Regions from separate parts of the Homo sapiens genome. Here region 2 is linked to region 1. Evidence: chromatin loops called from intact Hi-C (ENCODE). Cell type or tissue: PC-3. All regions are shown on one strand. Each heading gives the region's core, and the rest is flanking DNA. Links, peaks and the distances in the headings are about the cores only.

What was found. Hi-C counts contacts between places; a loop is a spot of excess contacts. Peaks named below come from ENCODE experiments on the same cell type or tissue, not always from the same donor. Only the 100,000 strongest peaks of a DNase experiment are listed, where the experiment ranks them.
Region 2: it touches region 1 in a loop (6-fold over the local background); 2 of 110 quality-filtered maps call a loop at or near these places.

Annotation. Positions count from the first base shown.
Region 1 is chr2:138,945,916-138,951,307 of GRCh38, reverse strand. All of the region lies in intron 2 of LOC105373640 (a long non-coding RNA gene), which reads right to left. Among named protein-coding and RNA genes, the nearest start is that of NXPH2, 170 kb to the right of the region's middle. In PC-3, for the core only: no CTCF peak of the experiment used is centred there; DNase peaks (open chromatin) are centred at 1,477 and 3,047; H3K4me3 peaks cover 1,471 bases; H3K27ac peaks cover 4,373 bases.
Region 2 is chr2:139,120,667-139,126,058 of GRCh38, reverse strand. No RefSeq gene overlaps it. Among named protein-coding and RNA genes, the nearest start is that of NXPH2, 340 kb to the right of the region's middle. RefSeq lists an enhancer at 2,556-3,755. In PC-3, for the core only: no CTCF peak of the experiment used is centred there; DNase peaks (open chromatin) are centred at 2,098 and 3,128; H3K4me3 peaks cover 391 bases; H3K27ac peaks cover 2,514 bases.

The DNA of each region.
Region 1 (5,392 bases), core at 167-5,166:
TTCTGAACAGTTCCAAACAAAAGTAGAAGGCAGGGCTTTGGGGGTAACCAACCAAGTGTAAGTCACAATTCCACGTTCTTACATACAGAGCTGCCAGGGAAATATTCTTCAAACACATACATGGGAAGTCATTTCACATTTCAAAACTTTTCTGTGGTTACTACTAAAAAGCAAATTCAGTGTAACATTGAACATCTTTTGTAATTTAGCTCCCTTTATTCTAATTTTATCAAATTATCCTCCCTATTAGGTATTTTGGAAACCAATGGAAACATTCTCCTCACTGTTTTTTAAATATCTAATGTGAATCCCAATCTCTGTTATTTTGCTTACCCTATTTGTTTTGCCTGAAATGTTCAACACTCTCAATTACCACACTTTTATTAAGCATGTTCTATATGCCAGGCACGTGGTAATAACTGCAGGAGATGCACATATTACTGGAAAACAACAACAAAAAAGTGCCTTTTCTTCAAATTTCTAATAGTCTAGTTTCATGAACAAGTACATACACAATTAATTATAATAAGTAGTACAGAAAATTATAGTAAAATAAACATAGTTTCTTCTATGTCTAGCTTAGTTATATGCATGCATCTGACTCGGCTCAAGTCCCAGCTTCTCTAAGAAGTCATTGATCTCAGTCCAGAGTAATCTCCTTTTCCAGCTGCACTTTGCAGTACATTTGTTCTAGAGAACTCATAAACTCATGTAACCCTTAATATAAACAAGCGTAACTTTTTATATTTCAAATATATGGGCTATATATCTTTTCCAAATTTTATCTTTTTAAAGTACAGAGATTTTATTCTGTGTCTCTTAATTTCTCTAGAGCTCATATATCACTTGCTCTTTCATTTGGCCATTAATTTATTTGTTATTCATTCATTTAGTTGTTTCTATGAGCACAGCATTGTGCCAGGTCCTGGCTGGAGGAGAAAGGACGGAAAATCCAATGATAACTAAGACACAGTTTTTAACCTTAGCAAACTTGTAATACAGCAGGGGGGATGGATCAGAAAAACACCATAATACAAGATGATCTTTAATAAGTACAGAAATAGACAGTCGAGAGGTACCTTTGAAGGCAAGCCTTGAAGGACAAGTAGGAGGTCAACAGATGCAGAGATGGATCAGGGAAGAAATGGATAGCATTCTCCACAGAAGAAAGATAATGGATAACAAAGTGGATGCAGAAAACTTTGAGATATGCTCAGAGAGCAACTAACGTTTTACTTTAATGTGAATAGCAATAGGAAACTGAAAGAGGCTATGCAAGGCTTAACATAGAAAGATAATGCTGGTCCAGATGATGAAGAGATGTGGGAATTCGAGCTTTAATCAGCTGACTTTTAATTGGGGGATAAGGTAAAGAGAGGATGAGCAAAGGTTTCAGCCAGGAAGTAACCTGATGGAAATTTTGGTTAAAATGACTAAGCCAGAGGAGTGGCACACAGCTAGAACTGGAATGGAGAGTAACCACCAATGGAAAGGCATTTAAGAGGCTGCTGCAGGAAGTTAAGTGGAGGAAAAAAGAAACTTATTTAGCTCTCTGACCAAGTCCCCTTTGATACCTGAAACATAGATGACATGTATTACTTTTCACATAGCCCAGAGGCAAAGCTACAGAAAGAGAGGAAGAGGTGTGGACATTGGATTTGATGACTCAACACGGATAACAAAGGGAGAGAGAATCCACAATGAATTCCATCTCTTATCAGTTGTGAAATCTTCCTGCACCAAAATATTTCCCCCCGTCCACTCTCTCTATTCGTAAGATTATACAATTTGCTCTTTCTTCTTTGCCTTCTTTATTCTGTTAACTCTCTTTTTCTTGTTCTCTGGATATTACATAAAAGTCTCATGTAATTGCCCTTTTCACATATTATTCAGCTGAGGATCATATTGCTTAATCATTCTAAGCTATATTCTCAAGTAAAACCTTCTTAGGAATAGACAGGAACATAATGTAGAGCACAGCAAGGGAATATTCTGCTCCCAACAGTGATGACAAAGAAGCTACACAGCAAAGGGAAACTTTTATGTAAAGACCCAGAAAACAAAAGGTTGATAAGAAGAACAGTGATTTCAATGAAAAGATCACCAGAGGTCTGAATCCCCAGCACATACAGTTGTCTTTATTCTTTGATCTTCCCTGGCTCTGAAATTCTGGCTTAAGCTACAGTCCATGACAGCCCCAGGACATAGGGATTTGATAGCTTCCAATTCCATTACAGTTTTTTCTCAGATCAATAAAGTGACCTTAAAGGAAACACACTTTCCAGTGTTTCCATTTCCTTGTAAACAAAATGGGAATAATACCAAGTTTCCATACTTGAAGCATGAGAACAAAGTCCTCTGAGGATATGAGGTGCTGAATAACAAATAGGATGGAATATGTAATTCAATCAGTCATGCCTCAGCACTGGCTGTGCCCATTTATTATTACTGTTCAATTTCTAAAGTGATGGTGAAATGGAATTTTCACTAATTTTTCAAGAACTTGAATCTTATTCTTATAATCTTGAGCTTTATGTTGCTGATATATTGCAGATATAATTTTTGTGTGCTCCAAGAGGCTTTCTGCTCACAGGGCATTGCTGTAAGTTGTGGATAATTTATTTTCCCCTGCTATTATATTGTGTAAATTACCGTGTTGGCAATATTTTAGCCTCTCATACTTTGAATCAATGCCCAGAATAATTCTAACAAGATTTTGATTCTCTGGAAGCAACCTCAAGGAAGAAAGCCCTTCAAAATGCCTACATATTCATTTAAACTTCAGCTGGGAAAAACATCTCCTCCAGGTCAAGTATAAGGTGAATCCAAAGGGTAAGTGATACTTATCTCAGCTCCCTGCTAATATCTATATCCTCCTTTGCTGCCAGAAATAATCACAGGGACTTGCCAGTTGAAGACACATTCCTAGACCTTTCTACCTCAGGATGTAAGTTCTAGAAGTGGAATCCAATTTGAGGTCTGCTAGAAACCACAAGGAAATATTTGAGTCCAGAGATCCAGCTGCATCACCAAGTCTGTGGTTTAATTTTATCACCCAAAGGAGATACTTTGATTTGCAGCCAGGAAATGTCTCATTTGTTAGTGTTAGAGATAATCAGGATGAGTCAAATGGAAACTGGCCTGCCAAATGAGTCAGGCAAGTTGCTAGGGACGTGGCCACAGTGCCTTGTGGTCATAGAAGGCCCAGCAAAGATGTGGCCTTTATGCAATATCTTATTTGATTTTGAATAAAAATATAGCCTTATATAACAACAGGAAAAGAGAAAACAAAAAGCTTCTGTCTTGTTTTACCTCCCCTAAACCTATCTCTACTGCATATTAATGAAGAAAACCTTCTTGAACTCATAACTGGAACCTCAGGGACCCAACCCTGTCTCTGTCAAAATTTCCCAGCCTAGATGCAAGGCAGGGGTTCTCCATTCTTAGGCTCACTGCTTTGACCCTGACTAGCTGAGTCAAGGAGATATTTGGGAGATAGTCTTTTTTAATATTCTTGATTACGATAATGGGCATATATTGTTAGTGCTGACTTCATGGGATGTTGTGAGAATTCAGTAAACAAATGCCTGTGTGCTTTGCCAAGCATATGAAACAATGAAAGTTATTAAATCTTACTATTCATAATAAGATACAATTATTATTGACATAAAATTAACAATAAGGATTTTCCAGCAATACAGGGAAAGAGGCTAAACCTCAATATAGATGACTGTTTTTTCCTTAAGAAGCTCCTACTGCAAGTCAGGATTGAGTATGGGCCCTATGGTAGGATGAGTGCAGCTATAGGGAAATTAATAAATAGGCTCATTTCCTCCTCACATGCTCCTTAAAAAATACATATCAATTTTTATTTGTTTTAGCTAAGCTCTCCTTTTATCTATTCATGCTCCTATCTAAAAATGCAAAAGTAGTTTGAGATAGGAAGAAAAGAGCCCTTAGAAGTACTTTTACATTTCTTCCAGTTTTCTAATGAACTTAATAAGCTCCCCAGGCACATCTTACAAAGTAAAGAAACCTTCAAAAATATTAAAATAATTTTGTTTTCTCCAGTGTACAGAGCATTCTAGGTGGCTGGTAAGACACATCATCATCAATTTTACAAGTGTTCAGTTAGCAGTGAAAGAAAAATCACAAGAGAAAACACTTTCTTTTTGATGTCTTTTAATATATTTGGATGGAGTTCTGTTGCAAGATTTTTCACTGGAGCTGTTTCTCTGAATTTTCACCTCAAATTCCACTTGAATAATGACAATTCCAAGTCTTCCTTCTTTCACTGCCTGGCAGGCCTAGCAGATTTTGACAGTGCCAGAAACTTGCCAATATTTTTGATCAAAGGAATAATTGATTCAATTGAAATCAGTGTCACTCTTTTTGCTATCTTTACTCATTTAGTGAGTGCTACTCTAAGAAGGGCTCTGCTCTGGGCCCAGGGATTATGAGAAATAACGAAAATTGCTTGAGTTTTGCCATCAAAATCATAAATCTCCTCTGAACAGCAGAAGAAACATCAGACTCCAGGACAGAAGAAGCATAAAACTTGAACTGGAGATTCATAGCCAATGATAATATCAAAGGTGGCATGCACCTTGATGGTGATCAAGTTCATGTGACCATTCTTAACTGTCCAGTTGGCTTTCTGCAGGTCAGATTTCGAAAATCCCTCGCCAGGAACTCATCTTATAACTCATTGCCTCTACCGCTAATCTTTCTAAATCAGAATAGCTGCAGGAGGATCTTTTTTTTTTTTTTTTTGAGACAAGGTTTCACTGGGCTGTCCAGTCTGTAATGCAGTGGCATAATCATGGCTCACTGGAGCCTCCAACTCCTGGGCTCCAGGGATCTTCCTGCCTCAGCCTCCCAAGTAGCTGGGACTACAGGTGCACACCCCTGTGCCTGGCTAATTTTTAAATTTTTTTTGTAGTTGCAGGTGCCTAGGCTGGTCTCAAACTCCTGGCCTCAACTAATCCTCCTGCCTTGGCCTCCCAAAGTGCTGAGATTACAGGTGTAAGCCACTGCACTTGGCTAAAATCTTGATTTTTAATAAAATTCTTAGATTCAATTAGAGAAAAGAATGCACTTGAAATGGGAACTGACATTGTAACCCAGGAATACCAAATATACATGTATTTTTATGTATAGAATTATTTCCAAGTGACACTGGAAGATTCTAAGAGAAATCCCTTAAGTAAGTTAAATACAACTTGATGTGTTCACGAATACCTACAAAACAGCAAGACTGTTTAACCCTGAAAGGGGTGAGACCAAAGTTAGGATCTTCTTTTAGGGAGTGGCCAGTCACCTGGTCACTGACTTGTGTGACCTTGCTGTAATTGCTTTCTGCTTTGCTTTTAGAGTGGATTGAAAAGTTGTA
Region 2 (5,392 bases), core at 73-5,072, 170 kb before region 1:
ATTCCTCTATTACTTCTCCATTAAGTAGAAATTCTGACTTCACTATTGTTGCTGTTATTAAAAGTTTTTAAAATTCTTTTTCTATTCCCTAGAGCAAGATAAGTAGCATTGGGGTTATTTGGGAATTAAATAGTTAATAGAATTGTCCAGTGAAACCCTCTGCACCCATATTAACCAAATGTTATTTAGAAGTATTACACAATTCTAGAAAAACAATTGGGAATGATTTACAGTTTTCAACATTTAAAAACTAGTTTTAATTAAAAAAAAAGTCTCCTAGAGTTTTTCTTGGCTCATTAATCAAAGGGTGTGTATGTATTTGTGTATGCATGTATACATTTACAGACGTATTTATGTAGTTCAACTCTACTTACAGATCCAGTATGGCCAATGTATGCATAGGTGGATAGATACGTGCCTTCTATGATTCATGGGTGCCAGGAGAGTTCCCTTGGATCAGATAATGCCTAACTCTCCTATTCATTTATGCCTATAATGTAACCTAGGAAACCCAAGTGTCTCTAGTATTGGTTTTTTTCTTTTTTTTTTTCTTTTTTTTTTTTTTAGCAGGGTCTTTCTCTGTCGCCCATGCTAGAGTGCAGTGTCGTAAACACAGCTCACTGCAGCCTTGGCCTCCTGGGCTCAAGTGATCCTCCAACATCAGCCTCTCAAGTAGCTGAGACCACAGTCATGTGCCACCATGCCCTGTTCATTTTTTTTGCTTTTTTTGTACAGACAAGGTCTCACTATGTTACCCAGGCTGGTCTCCTGGGCTCAAGCAGTCCCCCTGCCTTGGCCTCCCAAAGTACTGGGATTACAAGTGTGAGCCACCGAGCCTGGCAAAGATTGCTTTTTTACAACCATAAATACAGCTGGGGTCATTATCCAGCTTGTCTAGAGGAAGCCTAATCTTTTTGCCAAGCATTTCTGAGAATCCTCAGGCTGTCTACTTATATCAACTTGTTGTTCTGAAGATTACACACTTTTTTGAAGATACAATTTTAAAAATGACATGAGTTTATGCTATATATTATTAATGTACACTAAACTACAGTAGTTTATTGTACAAAAACATTTAAAAACCTGGAATTAATTTTACCTAAATTTCATGTATTACAATAAATATTGGTAGAATGAAGATAAATGAAGTATCCAAAATGTTTTCTAACGTATCAGAGAAAGATTTAATTGAGCTCAAAATACTTTGTCTTAAAACATTTTTTGATATTATTTTAATTGTTAAACATGGCAAATAATATGTGAGAACTTTCTACATAATGGATGAACATCCTACTGCCAAATCAGGCTGAATAGTTATGGATTTTCTCCATTTTTCAAAGCACGGCGTACATTTTACAATCAATATTTTCAATGATTTTCAGTAGTCCTCTACTGCCAAAGTTAGTCAAAAAAATTGATGTGCAGCAATAATATGAATGCATAATACATGCTATCCAGTTTTATTTTTGAACTTCTTTTTTTGGCATTTATTTGCCATGTCTTATAATGATGCAATAGAATGAGACTGAAAAAATCTCCATCTACATTTCATGTATTATTCATATTAATTTAAAAAGCAACTAGCTTTCAAAGGGTTAGCTCCAGGGAACAAAATTTTATGGTCATCTTTAAATTATATTAACATAACCAGGAGCTAAGAAATTCAGTTGTATTAAACATAACCTAAAGCAAATTCATCCTTGTTTGATAAATGCTCCCATTTTCTCAGTAAAAGCCTCTCTAAATCTCTTATGATATTTTAGAATGCAGACAGGGTAACTATGATTGCCTGACTTCAAAATGGATAAAAGGATGCCAATATCCTCCTATAATTTTGCTCTAAACACCCAAAGAAAGGATCAAATCCTAACTCAAGAGTAGTTTTAAGTGATCATAAAATATGTAACAAATTCCTAAATTGCAACTATTTAACTTACTTTGGGAAAGACTACATTGAAAAATATGCTGTATAAAACCATGTTTTGAGGAACTATCCTCACCTTGAATGGTAAGTAAACACTGAGTGTGTAATATTTCATTTGACTGAGTCCCGGCTTCCTAGAGCAAGTAAGAGTTTATCCAACTGGAAGTTTAAACATATGTTTTGCATGGTATCATCATTGAGTATTTACTTATTGATTGACTAATGATGACATGTTTGGGTGTGCTGTTTGATTTATGGGCTGTTTTGGTTTATAGACTGGTGGTTTCTATAAAGCAGAAAGGAGAGAAAAATATGCTGGGTAACAAAAACTAAAAGAAATCTGCAATGCAGAACAACTAAATAAAAAAGAGAGCAGAGAGATGAAGTAAAACTGCCTTGTTCTAAAACAAATGGTAACTAAACTAAAGATCAATAGAATGTCAAAAGAAAATCCAAGGATGGTGCCAGCCAATATGATCATAAATTCACTTTGGGTGCAAACCATCAAATTATGGATATATGATTACTTCACTTCACCTTCTAAAGATTCTTATTCTCTCCCAAGCAAACCCCTACTCCAGTTAGCAATACAGGAAAATTGAGTATAAAAAGAAAAAAAACTTTAATGCAATTTTTAATTGTCAATTAAAAAGATAGATAAAAATTAAACTCTGTGATGCCAGCCAGCATTATGGACTATAATTGGTATCAGGGTTGAAGAGACATAGAATTGGGAATGATTTACTGAATGTAAGAATAGCCTATTGCTGCATAAGAAATTACCACAAACTATAGCAACTTAAAAGAACAACCATTTATCTCACAGTGTTAGTGCATCAGGAACGCATGTGCAGCATAGCTGCATCTTCTGGCTCAAGATCTCTCACAAAAATTGCAATCATTTTTGACCAGAAACTACGTCATGTCAAGGGTTGTCTGGAGGAAGTTTCACTTTCAAGCTCACTTATATGAATGTCAGTAAAACTTGAACCCCGGCAGACTTTTAGCCAGGCCCAGAGAGCTTGGTTGCTGGCCATATGGGCCTCCCCATGGACAGCTCACAACGTGATGAATAGCAGAGAAAAGAGAGGAGCCAGGCTGAAGTCAGTTATTTTGTCACCTCCTCAGAAGTGGCATTCCTTCACTTTTGCTGGTTGTATTCATCAGAAGTGAGTCACTAGTTCCAGCCCACACAGTGAAAGAGGGAAAAACACAAAGGCATTAATAACGGGGGACATTGGGAGTGACTTTGAGGTTAAGCAGCCTCTAAACCACAAAAATCCAGAATGAGCAGAGGAAGGTAGCACGTTCTACGCGTTGATATGTGAATTGTAAGAAAATGAGTGGTATGTGTTGCGCAATAGCCTTCCCCTTCACATGTAAGGTTGGGGGATGGGTGTGGGGGGTGCATGGGGAGATTCTAAATTTTAAAATGAAGAAAAATATCTTTAAATTCCTGGGCATATTATTCTGGTAACTCCAGTGTTTGCTCCTGGGAGCTTGGAGAAGAAGGTGAAATATTGGTGATTGTTTTTTTTCATGTATTGTACTTTCCAAATGTTGTATAGTATGTATTATACATCTTACGTTTGTCTGTCTTCAGAAAACTATATAAAACCCTGAAAACAATATTGAAAGGCTATGACACTTTCACTTTGTGTTTCACACTCACACTACTGTATCTTTAGTAAATGTTATTTTCTATTATACAGACACATATTATTGTTGTTGTCAGACAGTTTAATAGCATCATACCAGCTGTGGGGGAGAGGGCTTATTTCTCCCAATCTCTTCAACATTGGAAGGGATTTAGAAACCATGCTATGTTGGTTTTAGAAGAGCAAGGAGTAATGGCTGTAATACCTTTGCTAGGAGTGGAAATGGAGGAATAGGTTGAGTAGGAAGTGCCCTCATATAGAACAATTAGAACTGACTTCACCTCTGTACTTAATAAGAACTTTAGAGATTCTTTATTTGTTTTAATGTTTTTCCCCAGTAGTGCTTAAAAACATTTCCCGTGTCCATGACCTCAGCAATCAACAGCACTCCGCAGGAATAACACAGACATGGAAGCCTCAGATTAGAAATAGAGCATCACTGAGCAACAGTGGCTACATTTGGGAAACATATCTTATCTAGACAAAAATTTGGTTGTAACAAGAAGCTGCGGAATCAGTGTAGATGACTGAGACCAGAACACTGTGAGGACTGAGAGAACCAATTCTGCTTGAATGACATCTATTTTCCTAGTTGTTCTGGTTAAGGGTAATCACCTTCAGCAAAAACTAATTAATAATTAAGACATTCATAATTGTGATATAATTAAGTTACTTATATGCATATGCAAGCCATATGCTATACTTCTCCAAGTGTTAATACATTTAATGCCCACAACAAACTTGTGCACCCCTGTGTAAGGAAACTGAAACTCAGAGTACTTAAAATTGCTTCAGGTCACACAGGCAGTAAATTGGAATTTGAGGTAATAACTTTCTGTCCTTATTTTCTGTCTTTGCCACATTGTAGGCAATAAAGTATAAGATTAAGAGCATGAGTTATGAACATACAATGTAGGGGTTTACATCTTTGTTTCACGATTAGCTTTACAATTCTGGGCAACTTACTTTGTTTTGGTTTCCTCATCTATAATATTCAGGTAATAACAATAACGATCTTAATAGACTATACTAAAGACAAAACAAGACAATAGATATAAAGCATCCAGAACACTATCTAGTACATACTAACTACGTAATAAAATACAGGCTTATTTTAGGACACTATGCTGAAGACATGTATCTTCTCATTTAAAAATCATGAAAACACTTCAAAGCAGGTGCAATAATTATTATTACAATTTCAGAAATAAAAAAAAAACAGAGAGTTAGAGAGATCATGTATCTAGCCCAAGATTATACCACTGGCAAGTGGTTTAGCCAGGATATGAACCCAAGCAGTCTGATTCACGAGCCTCTATGCTAAACCAGTGAGCTGTCATCTGCTTGATTGTACAATCCTCATTATTTTTGTCATATTATATTGTTATATTGGTGTTCTGCTTTTATTTGTCCGAATATTCCATTGTTTACCTCATTTAGTCTTCATGAAGTTGTATTATTATTTTTTTCTCCTCATCTTGTAAATAAAGAAACTGAGATTTGATTAAATTAAATGATTCCCTGGCAGCCTAATTCAATACTTGCAAAACCCAGGTTTCTGACGCCTTACAGAATGACACTCTTGGTCTCACAAGCTTCAGGTTCAAATTTCTGCTGAGGTTTCACTTGGCTCCTAACATGAAAAAATTCTACCTTCTTCAAGAGGAATTAGCCTGAATGGGAAACAGCTTGAAAGAGATGAAGACAGGCTGACATGCAAAACTATGCAGATGTGTGACTAAACTCAGGATCTAAAATTTGTTCTGTCTTCCCAATGTCCCCTGGAATTTATACATTATACTTTAATTGA